Linked DNA regions of Homo sapiens: region 2 is linked to region 1. A link is a loop called in an ENCODE intact Hi-C map of the cell type or tissue named here. Cell type or tissue: GM12878. All regions are shown on one strand. Links, peaks and the distances in the headings refer to the core of each region. The heading gives the core; the rest is flanking DNA. Region 1 holds the start of LOC124901439 (a long non-coding RNA gene). Region 2 overlaps LOC105378066 (a long non-coding RNA gene).

Region 1 (8,965 bases), core at 664-8,663:
GTCAAGGAACTCACATAGCATGTGCTGTGTGTCTGACTTATTTATTGTTGTTGTTTGATTTTTTTTCTTAGTTTGGGGAGAGAAGAGGGAGCTTTGGTGAAAGCTGTTTGATTGTAAGCTACTTCTCAATGACAATGACAGAAAAATATGATGAAGCAGGAATCAATGTTCAAAAATGAGCTGGAAATACCTGCTTAGGGTGGGCTGTAGCTGATATTGACTAGCATGTTAGAGAATTGAACTTATTTCAGTATAAATTATGTAATAAAAAGATAAATCAGTAGTTATACAAAATGTTTCATGGTAATTCTTATTTTCACACACAAAAGTATATTTTTCTTTGAAATGCCATCATTTTCCTCTGGAGAAACTGGAATCAAACAAATGCACTATTTAGAAAAATTAAATCTCAGAATACATTTTTAAGACATAACAATAACGCAAAAAATTCTGATTTCCAAAATATTTATCTATCACAAAACATAGTTTGCTAACTTATTTGTCTATGTACAGCTCACAGCAATGCTCTTCTCCTTTATCACAGAGTTCTCAAATAAACTGTGGGTAGCCTAGAATATTCAGAGCTTCAATTGCCAAAGCTGCTGAATACCCAGAATTTCATTTTATTGGACTTTTATGCAAAATTCATATGGAGTTACATAAAATTCTGCCTCTGAGCATTTTCAATGTAATATTTGTTTCTTCGTTGAAGACTGTTTTTCACTTTCTAGGTTTACATATGAATTCATTTTCAGAGTGCCTTTATCTTGGTTTCTACTACATAGTCTCATCTCAGTGGAGCTCTGCGTTGCATTACCAATGGTGGGCTATCATTCTCCAGGTGTATGTATTGTCAGTAATTTTACTATTGGGCTTTCTTTGTTTCTCTAGTAACTTCCATATAATACCAATTAATTGTTCTGCTGTAACTATTATTATTGTCAATTTAGCCTTTACTAGAACTTTGGTTTATTGTTAAGAATTTATTTCGCCTGATAAGAATTTGTTAATATACTAACAAACTTAAAGTGATTTATTGAGCACCTATCTGTGCCAGATATTTGGCTAGACCCAGGGGAATTCAAAAACAAGTCAGAACAAAGCCAGAGGCCTCACATAACCTGACTTCAAAAGATATTACAAGGCTATAGTAACTAAAACAGCATGGTATTAGCATAAAAATAGACACATACACCAATGAACAGAATAGAAAACCCAGAATTAAAGACACACATTTACAGCCAAGTGATTCTCAACAAAGCCAACAAGATCTTACATTGGGGGAAAACACCCTCTTCGATAAACGATGCTGGGAAAATTGGATAGCCACATGAAGAATGAAACTGGACCCATGTCCCTTATCATGCACAAAAATTAACCCAAAATACATTACAGACTTAAATGTAAGACCCAAAACTACAAAAAACAAACAAACAAAGAAAAACCTAGGTAAAACTCTCCTGGACCTTGGTCTAGGCAAAGAATTTGTGACTAAGACATCAAAAGCACAGGCAATAGAAACAAAAATAGCCAATGGAACTTAATTAAACTAAAAAGCTTCTGCACAACCAAAGAAATAATCAAGAGTGAAGAGACACCCTGTTGAATAGGAGAAAATGTCTGGAGACTATTCATCCAACAGGAAATAATATCCAGAATATACAAGGAACTCAAACAACTCAATAACAACAACTAAATAATCCCACTAAAAAGCGAACAAAGACATGAATAGACATTGCTTAAAAGAAGACATACAAATGGGTCACAGGTATGTGAAAAAATACTCAACATTACTAATCATAAGAGAAATGCAAATCAAAACCACAATGCGATAATCATTTTATCGAGTCAAAATGGCTATTTAAAAAAAGACAAAATAATAGATGCTGGTGAGGATGTGGAGAAAAGGAAACCCTTATACACTGTTGGTAGGAATGTAAACCAGTACATCCCCTGTGGAAAGCAGCATGGAGATTTCTCAAAATCTAAAAATAGAATTACCATTTGACCCAGCAATGCCACTACTTGGTTTCTACCCAAGCAAAAAGAAATAAACTCATGAAAGGGATACCTGCACTTGCATGTTTATTGCAGTATTATTCACAATAGCAGAGATATGAAATCAACCTAAGCATCCATCAGTGGATGAATGGATAAAGAAAATGTGGTATATATACACAATAGAATATTATATGACCATAAAAAAGAATGAAATCATGCTATTTGCAGCAACATGGATGGAACTGGAGGCCATTATCTTAAGTGAAATAATCTATGCACAAAAAGACAAATATCACATGTTCTCACTTATATGTGGGAGCTAATAAATTTGATTACATGGAGGTAGAGAGTGGAAAGATAACAGAGACTGGTAAAAATGGGGAGGAGGATGAAGAGAAGTGGCTTAAAAGTGCAAACATACAGTTAAATAGAAGGATTAAATACAGTGTTTGATTGCAGAGTAGGGTGACTATAGTTAACAAAAATTTACTGTACTTTGACTTGATCACTCTGTCTTATATACATGCAAGAGCATTTCACAAGTACCCCATAAATCTGTACAAATAAAAAAGACACAAACATTTGCTCCAGTGAGGATAAAATATGATAAGACGAAAGGTCTTTCCTTAAATAACAGTGTGAGCTAACCAGAGATTATCAACTTGATCATCTTTTTTCCCTCTGATATAGACCAACAAATGATTAGTTGTTTGTTGTTATATGGAAGCATATTATAATCAAACAGATACCATTGTCTGAATTTGCTGGTTTGGCTAGTCTAGTAATATACAATAAAAAAAAAAAAGAACTACAACTAGAAATTAGAATTCTAGCATTTCAAAAATGCCTTTTACATGCATTATTTTATTTATGCATCACAAACCCTAAACATTAAAGAAAACAGACCTTTCCTACCTACCTTACACTACAGTAAGACACCAGGTGCTCACAGACACCAAGATTATTGTTTGAAGAAGTGTGTAAATATAAGCCTCCAGGACAGCTTATTCCTAGTTGGTTTTTATTTCAAGACATTATATGGGAGTTGGCAGTTATACATTATAGACATTTAATAAATATAAGTTCGATAAATAATATTATTAAGAATTTTTATTAATAATTATTATCAAAATTATTATTCTTAATAATAAATTTCTGATACTTGGTGCTACAATTTCATTCAAATCCAATATGCTTACATGAGGTCTGCCTATTTGAAAGGTTTTTCATCCACAATAATAATAATTAAAGAAACCCTCAAATCAAGTGCAATGAAGGGTTTCTTTCCATGGAAAAAATTCTTTAAACTACACTCTAAATTCCACAATAAAGAAATGTCTCATTTCAAAAATCAATATTAGATTCTTCTCACAACAACAAAAGTACATTAATATTATGGAAAGTGCTCTTCAGAACTATCAGATAGCAGAATCCTGGCATGTCATTGTTATTCTTTCTCCTTTGTCATCTTTAATGAGAAGTCCTTTTATATCACGATGTTATGTTTTAGAATATTGAAAACATATCAGACAATAGATAAAATATCATCTGGCTCTACAGTGAATCTTTTAGAATTTTTATTTTTAATGTGCTTAGATTCTGCATCTGTTAATTCCCAGTTGATTACTCAGAATTGTTTCTCCTGCCAAATACCAACTACCAAGTCTTTATTTTTATTTCTAAGTCCTGACGGTTCCTCTCCTAATAAACTAAGAATATGAAAACCTACAGAAGGAATTACAATTGCCCTACCTTACAGGATTGTGTCAAAGTTAATGAAATAATCAACTATTAAGTTCATTAATAGTTCATGACTTTCATAAGACAGGTATGACAATAAATGCAAAGTTTTACTCATCACACCAAAGTGTCATCATTTATGCTTTGTCAAAAATTAAAAATATGGCATAAAAACTTTCCTGAAATCAGCTGATTGTTCCTAAAAGAATGACTGTTGCTTTCATTTCTTGTACTGAAGTATATCCATTTACTATGACCTTTAATAATGGAGACTTTTTATTGGGTCACATAATATACTAGTATGTGTCATAATAGGCCCATTCTTGGCGCAGTGACTAGATGGAGCACATTTAGCTTGGCTACTGGACAGCCTTCATCAGCGACTCATGATGCTCATCTCTACAGCCCAGAGGACATTTAAAGAACTAAATAAAGATATAGAAGGCGGCCCCTTCTCTCATCAGTAAGCCTTACCATCTAAGGGACACTCTGGACATCGGAAGATTCCAAGTCGTCTCTTATGGTATAGAAATATTTGTAGAGAATTTTCGAAAGACGGATGATTTATTTCTGTCTTTCTCTCAAAACACCCCGGGGCCAGTACTTCATCACTATGTCTAGGCCTTGTATTGCCTAAAATAAGCATCCACTTACAAAATGGTGGTTTCTTCCTTTATTTGGAAAGGAAAATTCTCTGAAACAACTTACCAAAGGCTTCATCTTCAATGGGGCCATCTATTAGTGACATAGTTGGGAAAAGCCAATTAATGCAAGGATGGTGCATAACTGCAAATAAGCGCAATACAATATTATACAATACCTTGAATTACTCATTTCAATTGGCCACTTGAGGGCGCCAAAGCAGAAGCAATAAGAGTCCTTAGTCTTAGCACTTCAGAGAACTGCTTGCTTTCTCTACATTTCTGTTTACACAGATGGTCTTGCTTCAAACACCACTGCATGGTAAACAGTATCTTTAAAACTGGCAGATATGATAAGATGAATATTTTCTCATTCCTGCTTTTGGTTACTTCTAAACTGTGCAACAAAGCTAAGAGTTTGTGTTATCGCATGGAAACACATTCCTTTATTCTCAGCATGAATTTCGCATGAAACCAAGACTTCCATCCAAACACACTGAACATAATTTAATTCATTTTCTTTCATACTTCTTACTTCACCTTCAATTTTTTATGACTATTTCTTTCCCACTAGCATTTTTCTACTACTCTGACTCCATTGTACAATCAAGGATTTAAATTCCATTTGTTACATTAGTCTCAAAGCCATTTAAGTAACGACATAGCAGTCTGCTTGCTAGAATGCTATGGTGGATGCTTTAGTCTTCCTTCTTTTCAAGAGCCATGGTGCTTTGAAGCTTTAAGCTCTTATGTCTTTATGCTCTTTATGTCTTTATGATCTTTAAGTTCTTATGTCTCCATATTTTGATTATTTATTTACATATCTTTTCCTATTAAACTATGAGTTCTTTGAGTGCAAGAAATGGGCCTTAAATGTACCTTTCTGTCTTCTGTGTAAGCTCTCAATAATAGCTGGCTAAGTGAGAAAAGAAGAACATGATTCCTGATCTCAAGTAGAATTTAGTCTGATAGGGAACGTGAGTCAGGCACCTTGAAAAGTTAAATAATATTAAAGAAGTTAATACAATGTCAAAATATGAGTTGTCTACAGTGGTGTTGTCCAACAGAAACATAACTGAAAGTTTTCTAGTAGCTACATTAAAAAGGTAAAAGGTAACAAGTAAAAATAATTTTAATAGTATATTTATTTAATCAAGTATACCCAAAATATTATCATTTCAACATTTGACTGATATAAAATATTTATTATGATATACTTCACATTTTTTGTCTTTGAAATTCAGTATGTATATCTAGATAGATAGAAAGTTGATGGATGGATGGATAGATAGATAGACAGATGGATAGATAGATAGATAGGTTTTTTTGTTTGTTTGTTTGTTTGTTTGTTTTTGAGATGGAGTCTCCCTCTGTCACCCAGGCTGGAGTGCAGAGGCATGATCTCGACTCACTGCAACCTCCGTCTTCTGGATTCAAACAATTCTCCTGCCTCAGCATCCCAAGTAACTGGGATTACAGATGCCCACCACCACGCCCAGCTAATTTTTGTATTTTCGGTAGAGATGGGGTTTCACCATGTTGGCCAGGCTGGACTCAAACTCCTGAGCTCAAGTGATCCACCCTCCATGGCCTCCCAAAGTGCTAGGATTACAGGCATGAGCCACTGCACCCACCCTGAAATACAGTGTATATTTTACACTTAAAGGACAACTCAATTCAGACACAATATTTTCATCAGAAATACTTGATCTGTGCTGAGATTACTTACAATTTACAATTGAAAAGTAGATTCACATGCTCAAGTTGTTCCAAATACATTTTAAAACTTTTCCAATAATTTGAGTACCAAAACATTATTTTTGTTTAATATTCATATGCACATTGACAAAACTGGTTTGTTTTTTAAAAAGAATTGTTTAGACTTTGAAGCAAAATCATATACCTTTAAAACTATAGCTCCCCAAGTTAAGTAAACTCACTAACTGTTAAGTCAACCGGTTATTAACATTGAATTCAGACTATTGTGTAAATTAAAAATCAACTCCTAATCAATCAATATCAACAAAGCATTCTTCATGTTTTTCATGTAGTTTGTGCAGCCAATTTATATAAAACTGTCAATTACAATTAAAATCTTCTGAATACTGATTTATAAATATTTGTAAAATCTTTAGTATTGTTTAGAAGTATAAAAAGGTTTAATTTCAACAGAAGTTCTCATGCATGTCTACCTAATCACAAATATGCTTTTTCTTTCTATTGGAGCTTCAAATTTATATTATTCACATGTAGTGTGGTATCAGTGACAGAATATAAACCACATTGTCATTTCTTTTGTCTTTAATTATTAAATATATGGTAAACATTTATTAGTTTCAAGAAAATCTTGAATTGGAGTTAGCAGCACAGGAAATTTTGTAAAAAGTCTTCCATGACTTAATGCATGAGCTTTGGTCAAAGAACTTAAGATCATTAGAGTCCTAATCTCGTGTTTCTTTCAGCAGTCCTCTAAACTTGCAGTGATTCCTAGCATACACCCATATGTACTGAACAAGCATACCCATTAAATATTTCGAGGAGTCTGTCTGAAAAAACTGCATACATACTGTATGTATCATAGCACAGAATGAAAGAAGAAAGAAAAATTCTCGTTTTAAAATTCCAGTACACTAGAGCAGTTTCATCACAATAGAAATTATTTTTTTCATAATTAGCTTAAATTCTTCTTTGGAGATATGAAAGAATCAAAAATATCTATGCCGTGCAGTTGTGAAACCACACTTCTTCATATCTTTGGAAGTAAATCCTTTGAGACAAAAGGCACCCACATTGCTAATTGAACACTATCTCTTCTATTGCAAGACTCAACTAAAGTGAAAAGAAAGTGCTTTCAATTTTTCCAATTTGGATTCATTAGATCATTGATACGGTTAGAAGGGTCTTGTATTATGAAGCAACTGTTCGGTTAATTAAGTGTAGATATTTCACTTTTTATAAAATACCTTTTTAAGGCTTTTCTGCAAGATTGGAGAACAGAAGTTCCATATCTGACACAGTGACTCCTTTTACATTCCTTCATCTAAAAATGGCTTTCTTTTTCATACAAATATACAAGCCATTTAATAGCTGGCCCTAGTTACAAGGTCAGATTTACTTAAACATTATAATATTTTCATTGTGATGATTGGACTGTTCATCCTTATTTTTGCCAACTAATTTTTTTAATTCTTTTTTAACTTGTAACTGTTGAGAGGAAAGTTATTATTAAATTCACTGTGTATTTCCTGAAAATACATCTAAATATTATCCACTTTATTAACATAAAATCTTTTTTCACAACAGCTTTGAAAGCTTTTTAGGTTTTGCTCTGCCACAACAAATTGCAATTGCCATTCATCATTGGGACATATCTTCTTCCAATTTCTGTCTCTCACTCTTTCTCTCTCTTCCAGTCTTCTGGGCATAGTGCTAGCTTCTGCAACTCTTGATTTTAAATCAGCAACATGCCTTCATTTTAAATCTAAAAATATATGTCCATACTTACTTTTTAACAAGAAAAATAATTTAATTATACTACAATTAAAATATAATAGATATCCCCAACATAGTACCATAATTATACCTACCTTACAATTAGTTACTGTGACTTTGGCTGTCTGTCTCAACAACTCGAATACATTATACTGTTTTATCAGTGCTTAGAAAACATATTTGGAACTGAGTCAGTTCAGTGATATTGACTAGATGGATGATGCGTTTATCTAGAAATGAAGTCCATACCCCCATCCACCCTCACCTCACATACATTGTGATATAATAATGTTTTATGTGGTACAACAAAAAAATAAAATATTGTCCTACCAAAAAACAGAGTTGTGTTTAATAAAAAATGTTATTTGCATTGCTTCAGATTCTAAATTCGGAGATAAATTAATTAAAACTAAATAAAATAACAAACTCGATGTCTCAGTCATAGGAACCACATTTCTAGTGCTCAGTAGCCTCAGGTGGTGAGCAGCCTCCCAACTGAACAGTGCAGCTGTAGGCTGTGCATTCCCCAAGATTACGGGTTAAACATAACATTTTTGTTGTCCACCATACCCAGCACATAAACAATTATGGATTGAATTTGGTATCCTATTGCCATACATGATTAAAGTGAGAACAAACATGTGTTTGCAAATGCTTCAAGTTCCTAAAGAAGACTTCGCAAAAGAATTGAGACTTTAACTGGTATTAAATATTTAAAGGCAAAAAGCAACAGAGAAAGTGCACTTTAAGCAGCTAAGTAACAAACCAAAACAGAGCACAGATGGGAGAAGAATGAGGAAGGTAAAAATCTAGAACGTTAGATTGAGGTCAGGAGCAGAAAGCCAGAAGTGGACATTAGCCAGTTGGTAGTGCGGGACTTCTAAGAATTGTAAACAGGAAAGTTATTATGAAAGACACATTTTAGGACTTATCACGTTAGAGTGATATTATTCTAAATTTTTTTTTAGGAGGATTCATCTGGCGACTCAGCAGGTTAGTGAAGAAAAAGTTAGAAGAATATTACCCTAAATCACGGTCAGGTGATAAGGGTCTGCATTATGACAGCTGGAACTGAAGTGAATGAAATAAAT
Region 2 (8,965 bases), core at 439-8,438, 450 kb after region 1:
ATTTTTCTTTCTCTGAAACTTCCTATAGAGTTAAACCTTCAAGCTCCAGTGAAGTTGGCTGACATTTCGTTATTTTTGTGTCTCATCAAATTATTTACCTTGCCAGGCATTTACCACCCACTCTTCTTCTGTAATTTCAATTCAAATTTATTTTAAAGAACAAATGTCTTGCCCTTGCTGATGAGAAAAGAACATTAGCGGGGAAACAGAGGAGAAAAACATAAGAAACTCATTAGAAAAAGAGGCATCATTTTTGTCACACCATTTGGGATATCATAGATTTGATGGGGAGGCACTGATGGAATATCCAAGCAAGTAAATCCAATTTTTAGAGGGTGCAATGCTCAGTTCTGCAAGGATTCTTAACTCTCATCTACTGAATTATGGCATCACATTTGTCTTGCCTCTGCCAAGAAATTCACTTGTAAATATTTCTAATATATACATACCTTTTAAGATAGTTCAATTTTTTGAGGCGCGAGAATGTCCTCTATTTCATTATGTTTATTTTTGGTCTCTCATGATGAAGCGAGTTGAAGCTGGCGTGCCTGGATGTGCTGCATAGGCGTAGATTACATGCACATTCTCACACTTCCTACTCCACTTTGCTTCTTCCTTCTGCCCCTCCACACCTGGCTGCCACCACCACATGCCCAAACAACACAAGGAAACAGTCTAAAAATGACCGAGCTATGAGTTTTTATATTAAAAGTGCATGGAAAGTTTTGAAATCATTAGTGCGATGCCACCTAATACTTTAATGTATCACAGCAATTATATTTTCATGCAAATTTATTAAATCACAACATATTCCAGACAACCTCTCCAAACTAGGTAACTAAGGTTAGTTTGAGGTCCTTAAGGGGGATGTGCGATGCAGTGTCAGAATGGTCTCTGCGTTCAAAGAGACCTGGGACAAAGTGTGCTTCCCCACTTAGCAACCTCGTTAAGTTATCTTACGCAAAGTTTAGCTGGCACATTTGTAACATGTCGATAGTGACATTTATCAAATAGGATTAAAGGGGACAGGTGTATAAATCTCTTTCCTTTGAGAAAATGGCAAAACCAAAATTGTCTTCCTAGTTTTATGTGTGGTTTTTACAGCAGTGACAACAAAATCATTGTTGGCTATGTGAACATTAACTCCAGGTCACACTTGCTCCAACAGGAGGCTTAGCAGGGGTCTTTCCATTCCACTGGCAGAAAGGAATGATGGATAGCAGGGGAAATAAAATACATGTGTAGATCTCTGCCTCATCCAAATATCCTGCTGAAATACCAGCACGGGGGGAACAGAAAGAAATGAGCCACCAGGCAAAGAGCTCAGGAAAGGAAGCAACAGTAAATGAGAAACATCAGTAAATTTTTAGAGGCTGAGAAACAGATGTATTAGCAGTCAGAGGCTTAGCAGAGCTGAGAAAGCTGAAATCCAGGGCAGCAGAAGAAAATACCATTTAGAAACGAGCTAATTTACAGAGCAGAACCCATTAAAGGCTAAGGAATTAGAAGCTCTATAAGCCTCAGGATGTGGAGGCAAGAGCTGGGGTGAACACTGGGAGGTTAATTGTGTGTCTCCATAAGAAGCCCTTAGACCCTTTAGAAGAAATTCTTCTTCATCTGTGCTTAATAAAACTACCCCTGTGACATTTATTCAATGCATAACTAGAACTAGAGGGAATAATGACAGAAGGAAGGGTAGGAACTAAGGTATCTTATTAGAAACAGAAATTAGATAGAAGTTTATGTACTTTATACCCCCTTCCACTGTTTCACTTTCTAAGAATGTTGAAAATTCTTTGTAAAAGTTTAGTGGCTCAAAGAAAATACCTACAGACATTGCTTTTTGGAAGAAGCCAAGTGTAACATTTGGTTCTTGCCCAGTTTCCTTTGGTTAAGCCCACTAGTTGACCACCTCTTGCTCCAGTACACAGAGATTTTTAACTGGCTTTGTAGTGCCTAATGAATAAAGAAAGTAACTCTTAAGGAAAAAAAGGTAATTCATGGAAAAGAAAGCATCAAAGAAGTGATAATATCTTCCAAGAGAAGAAAAAATCTAGGCACCCACAAAACAACCACTAGATGCTTTTTCCTGGAAAACAGACAAAGAAAGATCTCATAAGTGTCGCCCCTCCCCCTTATTCCTATGAATGTAGAAAAAAATCAAGTTGGTGAAATTTTTTAGAAAGAACAGGCAAATATATAAAAACTGCAGAAAAAAAGACAAGACAATTAGAGGATCATTGCAGGAGAGTCCAACATCCAAACAATAGAAGTTCCAGGAAAAGAAAACAGAATTTTTCTCAGAAAAATTCAGAACCTTCTATACCTATCAGAACCTTCATCAGAGCCTTCTATACCCACCACCATTGAAGAGTAGGCCCCTACCATGCCGAGAGTAACAAATGACCTCCTGAGGAGTTTAAACTCCATCATTAGCCTTCAATACAGAAACTGTGCACTGATGTTTCAGCTCACCCTTCCAGCAACCCACAAGTAAAAGTGGGGATCTTATACTCTCATCAGCAGGGGTCAACAAGGTATCATAGAGTGGGACTAAACAGCTTCTGTAGATCTCATTATTTCCATGAACGAGTGTCAACAAAGGAATCCAGACACCTGTTCTTTCCTTTACCCCAACATCCAAAGCTTCACCACTATCATCTTCCTTGAATCCACAGTGACTTATAAATATTATTACACCTTTTCTTCCTTTTAATGTTAATCATCTCTCATCTTTTACACTAATTTTCACAAAGGTCAACTATCCTCTGTTCTACTCCTTTTCTCCATTCTTTCAAAAATTCTGAAAGCTTTTTCACGATTTCATCTAGATATTATGGCTCATCATTATCAAATGTTATGTATGCTCTTCTCTGATTACAATATGCTCTTCCTCTGTAATTATTTCACCTTCTTGCTCTAACAGAATTCTGAGTGTTCTGACTACTCCACCTTCTTTGCAGCCCTCTTAAGTGGTAACTTTTATATTCTACCCAAGGGCATGTGTTGAGGAAATGTCCTTATTATTCCTCCTTGCTGTTTTCAAACCATTCTCCTTCCCTCCTCCCTAAAATCCTCTGTCTTTGAATATCATCTCATTAGATTGTATCCTCAACATGATTATCATCTAAGAGGGTCCTTGTCTCATTCTCACTGATTCCTTGATGATCCACATTTTTATTCCCTGTCACTCTTTCTGACATTACTTCTGATTTTCTTCCTGTTGATTTTAAGATACACATGGATAATATTTCTAACACATTGGCCTTTTTCTTTCTAAGACTCCTCTGCTTCAGTAATGTTACCCTTCGCCCTCCCTCAGTCATAACTCTGGTGGTCGTATTCTAGGATTTTTCATTGTCAATAACTGCAACCCCTCCATAATTTCAGTTTTATACATTTCTTGCTGACTGCCTCCACTAACATTTCACCTGACTTCATCTGACACTTTAACAGTCTTTCAACCCTACCAGGACCTCCAATTCTTAGGTCCTCCCTCATTTTTATTCCCTAACATTCTATTTTTTTTTCTTTATTCATCTGAAATTCCATGGTCAATCACTGCAGTCACCCTTGACTCTCTCAATCCCATTCTTCTCCCTGGTTCTTGTCGGGTAAAATCTCAAAAATGACTATGTCAGACTTTCTGCCTATACCATGCCTGCCCCTATGAATGTAGCTGGAGTTAAATTCACAGCTTTATTATTCTCGTTTTAAATCAGAACCAAAAACTTCAACCTGTTTTTAAAACTGACCAGTCATCATACCATATGCTCAGGAATCATACTGTATTACTGTAGTATACTTCATGCATTCTCCCACTCTCCCAAAAGATATTTCACATTTTTTTCTCTGCCTTCTGAACTTCTAACGTCTCTTCCTCTATCTCTCCTCTCAGCTGATCACTGTACCTCCTACTTTCCTTTAAAATTTGAAGTACTGGAAGAAAATTGCTACACATTGTCATCTCCACATCTATCTGCAACCTATGTTAGTAATCCTATATTCTGTTTTAACCCATTCCACAGCTTTATTAAGCACCTCTGAATAAGCTAGGGCATAGAGACGCAAACATGAATCCAGCATGGTTCTTGCCTTCACAGAGTGCGTGGTCTCAATATCTGGTCCAGCAGCCTTCAGGGAAGGTAGAATTCAATTGTCTTTCCTCTGGGGAAAAGACAACTTTATTACCTCTGCCCTGTTATTTACTGAAGGTTTAGAACTAGCAAACTCCTCTTTCAACTTTTATCCACCTGACAGCAGAGTGGAGAATTAAACAGCACATAATTATTCAAATTAGCAAGTATTAAATTCAGCTTATAATAATAAAGAAAAAGAGCATGGCACTGCTGATTACTGCAAATGATTAAGACTTCTGAGTAAGCGATGAGTGCTTGTACTTAAGGGCCGGCTGGTCCCATGGTGATGGCACAGTGCCATCTGCTGGAGTGCCAGTCCTGGCTCAAAATGTGATCCAACCAGAGAACGTGCTTCAAGAGTTGTGTAATTGGACTGACAATTCTGTTTCTGAAATCATGTCTAATTACAAAACTACTCAAAGATTTAACCTTCCTCAAGTCAGAAAAGAGGTTCAATCTGAGAGAAGAGACACAGTGTCCTGATATGAATCATAATGAATGTATAATTTTGAGAGCTAAAAGGGACTTTTGAGATCAGCTGGACCAAACTATTCAATCATTTTATAGATGAGAAGAGTGGGGTCCAGATGTCACATATGACTTCTCAAAGGTGATATTATAAGCATGGGATGGTGCTGGATCTAGAACTCTTAAATCAGTTATCCTTCTTCCACATGTATATTTTGTTCCTTATTTTCTACACTCAGCCGGCTGTTTTCTGTTAGGTGCTATATTATGTATTATCTAAATTATATTTATATTTCTTAGTATTTATTTATTTATAATTTTTATTTTACTTTAAGTTCTGTGATACAGGTGCAGAACATGCAGGTTTGTTACATTGGTATACGTGTGCCATGGTGGTTTGCTGCACCCATCAACCCATCATCTAAGTTTTAAGCCCCACATGCATTAACTATTTGTCCTGATGTGCTCCCTCCCCTCCCCACCACTGACAGACCCCAGTGTGTATTGTTCCCCTCCCTGTGTCCATGTGTTCTCAAATAAGTATGTATATTAAAAACTTAACTTCTTTATAAATGGATACGAGAGGTGTTCTAATTCAATTTCAGTTTTCATTTTACTGATGACAGTTACCTAAGGAAACGTTCACATTTCCTGACTCCTAGCCAGTGCTCTTTCTCCTATTTCAGTGTTGTTTTAAAAGACTATCTCAAACACAGACATGGCTGGTTAATTACAAAACAAAATAAAACGAACAAAAAGCCAACTAAATTGCATACCTTGAATTTCTGACAGCTTATAATAGCATTATTTTTAGTTTTTAAATAAAAATTATTATAGTTCTGAAAAGCTGTGCTCTCTCACAAAAGCCAGAATATTATAAATTTAGTTCTCCATTAATGCCTGGAAAAATTACTTCTTGCTGGTGCCAAAACCATGCTATAGTGACATTAAATGACAAACAGATGTTTTTGTATTGTGTTGTTCAAGAACCATGTTAATGAGATGAATATACTTGGAAATTTGGAAATATGCAATCAGATATGTTTCTATCTTACTAGATCTTACTTGTAAATGGGTTTGTGGAAATAAATTCAGATGCTATTTGAAAAGATGTGTCTCATGAGGTAATAAATATTTCTCTAGTAGAAAAGCAATATGGAAGGAGAAAAAATACATTAAAGTAATGTTTTTCCCAGCCAATAATTTGTAAAACATATATTCTTATTATATACCTTTCATAGGCAAACAAATCTAATTTTAAAACTAGTGATATGAATTTGTTTATTGGACAAGTGTTATTTAATTCCTATCACATGTTGGGCATCTGCCCACAATGCTAGGTGCTGCCATCACACAAATAAAAGAGCCCAAGAACTCACGGTGTAGGGATATAACACCGTGTCAACCAAAAAAAATCATTTGATGTTTTAAGATAATAGAAAAATCCTTCCTCATCCTGGATAAGAATCCTCTCCTGGTTTTCCTTCTGCATATCTCTGTTTTACTAAAGATATCTTTCATGAAATAGGCTGGCTCTAAACCTCCAGGACATGTTTGAGACACAAAAGGAACATAAAACGACTTTCCATTTTTCATTCAATATTTGCATATATTCATCTATCATTTATTTTTACAATTATCAGGGATTTATGATGGTTGCTTTCTCTAGATCAATCTGGACATAAGTAATCTTTGTAATCGTTAGCTTTTCTTCCACTATTACAGCTATTTATATCTCTTGTAACACTCTTTCAAGAATCAATGTGGTACAGTATGCTACTCATTTTATTAACAAATTAGAGCCTCTATGAATACTTTATGATGCCAGTTTCGCAAATCTATCCATGACTAGATGTGTCCCCAACCAACCTTTTGGTTAAAGTCTCTTTTTAACATTTGAATGATTCTTTAAATCTGGTCCTCATCTTGTCACCTGTCAGCTGTTCCACTGGACACATTACAGTCATAAGTCTTATTTTAAAAGGTAGGCAGAGTCAGGCGTGGTGGCTCATGTCTGTAATCCCAGCACTTTGGGAGGCTGAGCTGGGTGGATCACCTGAGGTCAGGAGTTTGAGACCAGTCTGGCCAACATGGTGAAATCCTGTCTCTAGTAAAAATACAAAAAAATTAGCCAGGCGTTTTGGCACTTGCCTGTAATCCCAGCTACTTGGGAGGCTGAGGCAGGAGAATCGCTTGAACCCAGGAGGTGGAGGTTGCAGTGAGCCGAGATGGCACCAGTGCACTCCAGCCTGGGAGGCAGAGTGAGACTCCATGTCAAAAAAAAAAAAAAAAAAAAACCCCAAAAAACCCAAGGTAGGCAGCATCAAAACAAAAAAGTAAGGTAAACCATAATACTTAAATACACACGAGACCATTTTTTAACCATGAAATTGCTGAGATAATAATTTTCTAGGTAGACTTCTATATTTTGTTTTTATTGTTAAGTCAATGTAAGATTGCAATAGAATGCCTCTTGACTGGTAATGGAGATCAATATTCAAACCTAATACTTAAATCCCAAGTGACAAGAAGATGACTAAAAATAACACAGGCTGCAAAAGTCTGAGTCATATAATGTCACTGAAGGGAACAATCAGAGGTTTGGTGAAATAGTATTTTTGTGAAGCAGTCTATTTAAAATGACCTGATGGTATTTATAATACTGAGCCGATCATCTCAAAAAATGATTCTCTAGATTGAATAAAGAGAATGTATTCAATATAAGAGCCAGTGGAGTATAGACGTTAAAAACAGAGGTTCTGGAAGAAATTTCCTAGATTTGGGTGTGGGCTTTTACAACTACTGACTAGGTGATCTGGATCAAATTATTCTGTACTGAAGTTTTTCCATCAATAAAATCTCAATCACAATAATCCATACTTCATAACTTTCTTGTGAAGGCCAAATGAGTTAGTATGTAGAAATCACTCACACCAATGCCTAAAATGCCCAACAGGATTATTTAATTGTATTCACCCTCAAAATTTTGCAGCAGTGTGGACCTTAGCAGTAGTTAATGTTTTATGAATTCATATGATTTTTAAACATAAATAACAAACAAATACACAAACATGAAACCACACAAGTAAGCCTCAGTGATCCTAAAACTGGAAAACATAGAATCTTATTCCTACCCATGTGTGTGAGCTATCTAACCTGCCTTAGTAAGATAAGTTAGATAGCTTTCAGTAAGCTATCTAACCTATCTTAGTAAAATAAGACAAAAATGTCCTTGTATTAGGGATGGTCTAAGGAGAAAGTTCAGTCATAAGTATAAAATGTTAGAAAATGGATTCGTCACTATAGAACATGGAAATATTATTATCAACACCATTGTTACCTTGGTGGAAGAATGTAGAAATCTCTCACTCAAATAACAAGAAATCACTCATTTAATAGATTACTTGTAACGCTATTTAAAAACCATGTATCTTTCAGTTGAAAGTACAGCACTGAGTCTGTCTTTATTGTATTCCCCCAACAAATCCAATGGAAATGACAACTAAGTGTATTTGAGGAAATGCATTCATAGCAATTCTTAAAATGAGACAAAGTCATTGGTAACTCAGGGCTTTTGAAAATTTTCAGGAAGATAACAGATGAGATCAGAGTGACAATCTAAACATGAAACAAACACAGAGAGTGGCTAGATGGCATGTGAAAGTGCTCTCCCTGCTCAGCTATGGAAAGGCTCCAAACTCTGGATAAGAAGGCACTAGGCATTTGGGGTGGAAAATGGGGATATAATCATGATTATTAATCAAAGGATTAACTGCAGAAATACTGCCAAAGTCCTTGCCCTCCCCACCCCATGCATGCACGGAGTCATTTTTGCCCAAGTTAAAAAAAAAAAAAATCACCACAAAGCATGTTTCTCAAACTGTGGTTGGTTAACCACTTGTATCAGAGTCACATGATGGTCTTATTAATAATTCAGATAGCTGATTTGATTGCAGATCTACTGAGTTGAAATTCTGGGAGCAGAACATTAGATTCTGTATTTCAAACAAATTTCTCAAGTTTTCTCCACTACATTTGGAGAACCATTGTGCCAAAGAAATGGAACCACCAGACTTGGATGGCAAGGTTTCCACTAGAATGTGGTAAAAGCCTAGAATAAAATTTTAATTCTGACCAAGGTGGAATGGGAAACAGAGTGACCATCCCACCTGAAAAAATAAAACATCCTACAGGTTTTTCCGAAATTGGACATCAGGCAGTGCAGCACAGTAATCACCAAGAGAAGGGAAACAGATGAGGGAAAGCCCACAGGTGCCTCAACTTCTGCCCAGCTTATTTGCTGCAGAACAGGGAGGCAGGTGGACCAACATGGGGCCAACGATCACCCTGAGAAGAGA

Evidence for each region. Peaks named below come from ENCODE experiments on the same cell type or tissue, not always from the same donor. Only the 100,000 strongest peaks of a DNase experiment are listed, where the experiment ranks them.
Region 2: it touches region 1 in a loop (1.9-fold over the local background); 7 of 110 quality-filtered maps call a loop at or near these places.

What each region holds. Positions count from the first base shown.
Region 1 is chr6:152,859,468-152,868,432 of GRCh38, forward strand. The region is part of intron 1 of LINC02840 (long intergenic non-protein coding RNA 2840); the gene reads right to left. LOC124901439 (a long non-coding RNA gene) reads left to right here and starts at 4,113. Exons shown (of 2, transcript XR_007059821.1): 1 at 4,113-4,264; 2 at 8,843-8,965. RefSeq lists an enhancer at 4,643-4,692. In GM12878, for the core only: a CTCF peak has its summit at 4,588 (motif pointing right); a DNase peak (open chromatin) is centred at 4,624.
Region 2 is chr6:153,308,390-153,317,354 of GRCh38, forward strand. All of the region lies in intron 5 of LOC105378066 (a long non-coding RNA gene), which reads right to left. Among named protein-coding and RNA genes, the nearest start is that of RGS17, 180 kb to the left of the region's middle. In GM12878, for the core only: a CTCF peak has its summit at 4,443 (motif pointing left); no DNase peak of the experiment used is centred there.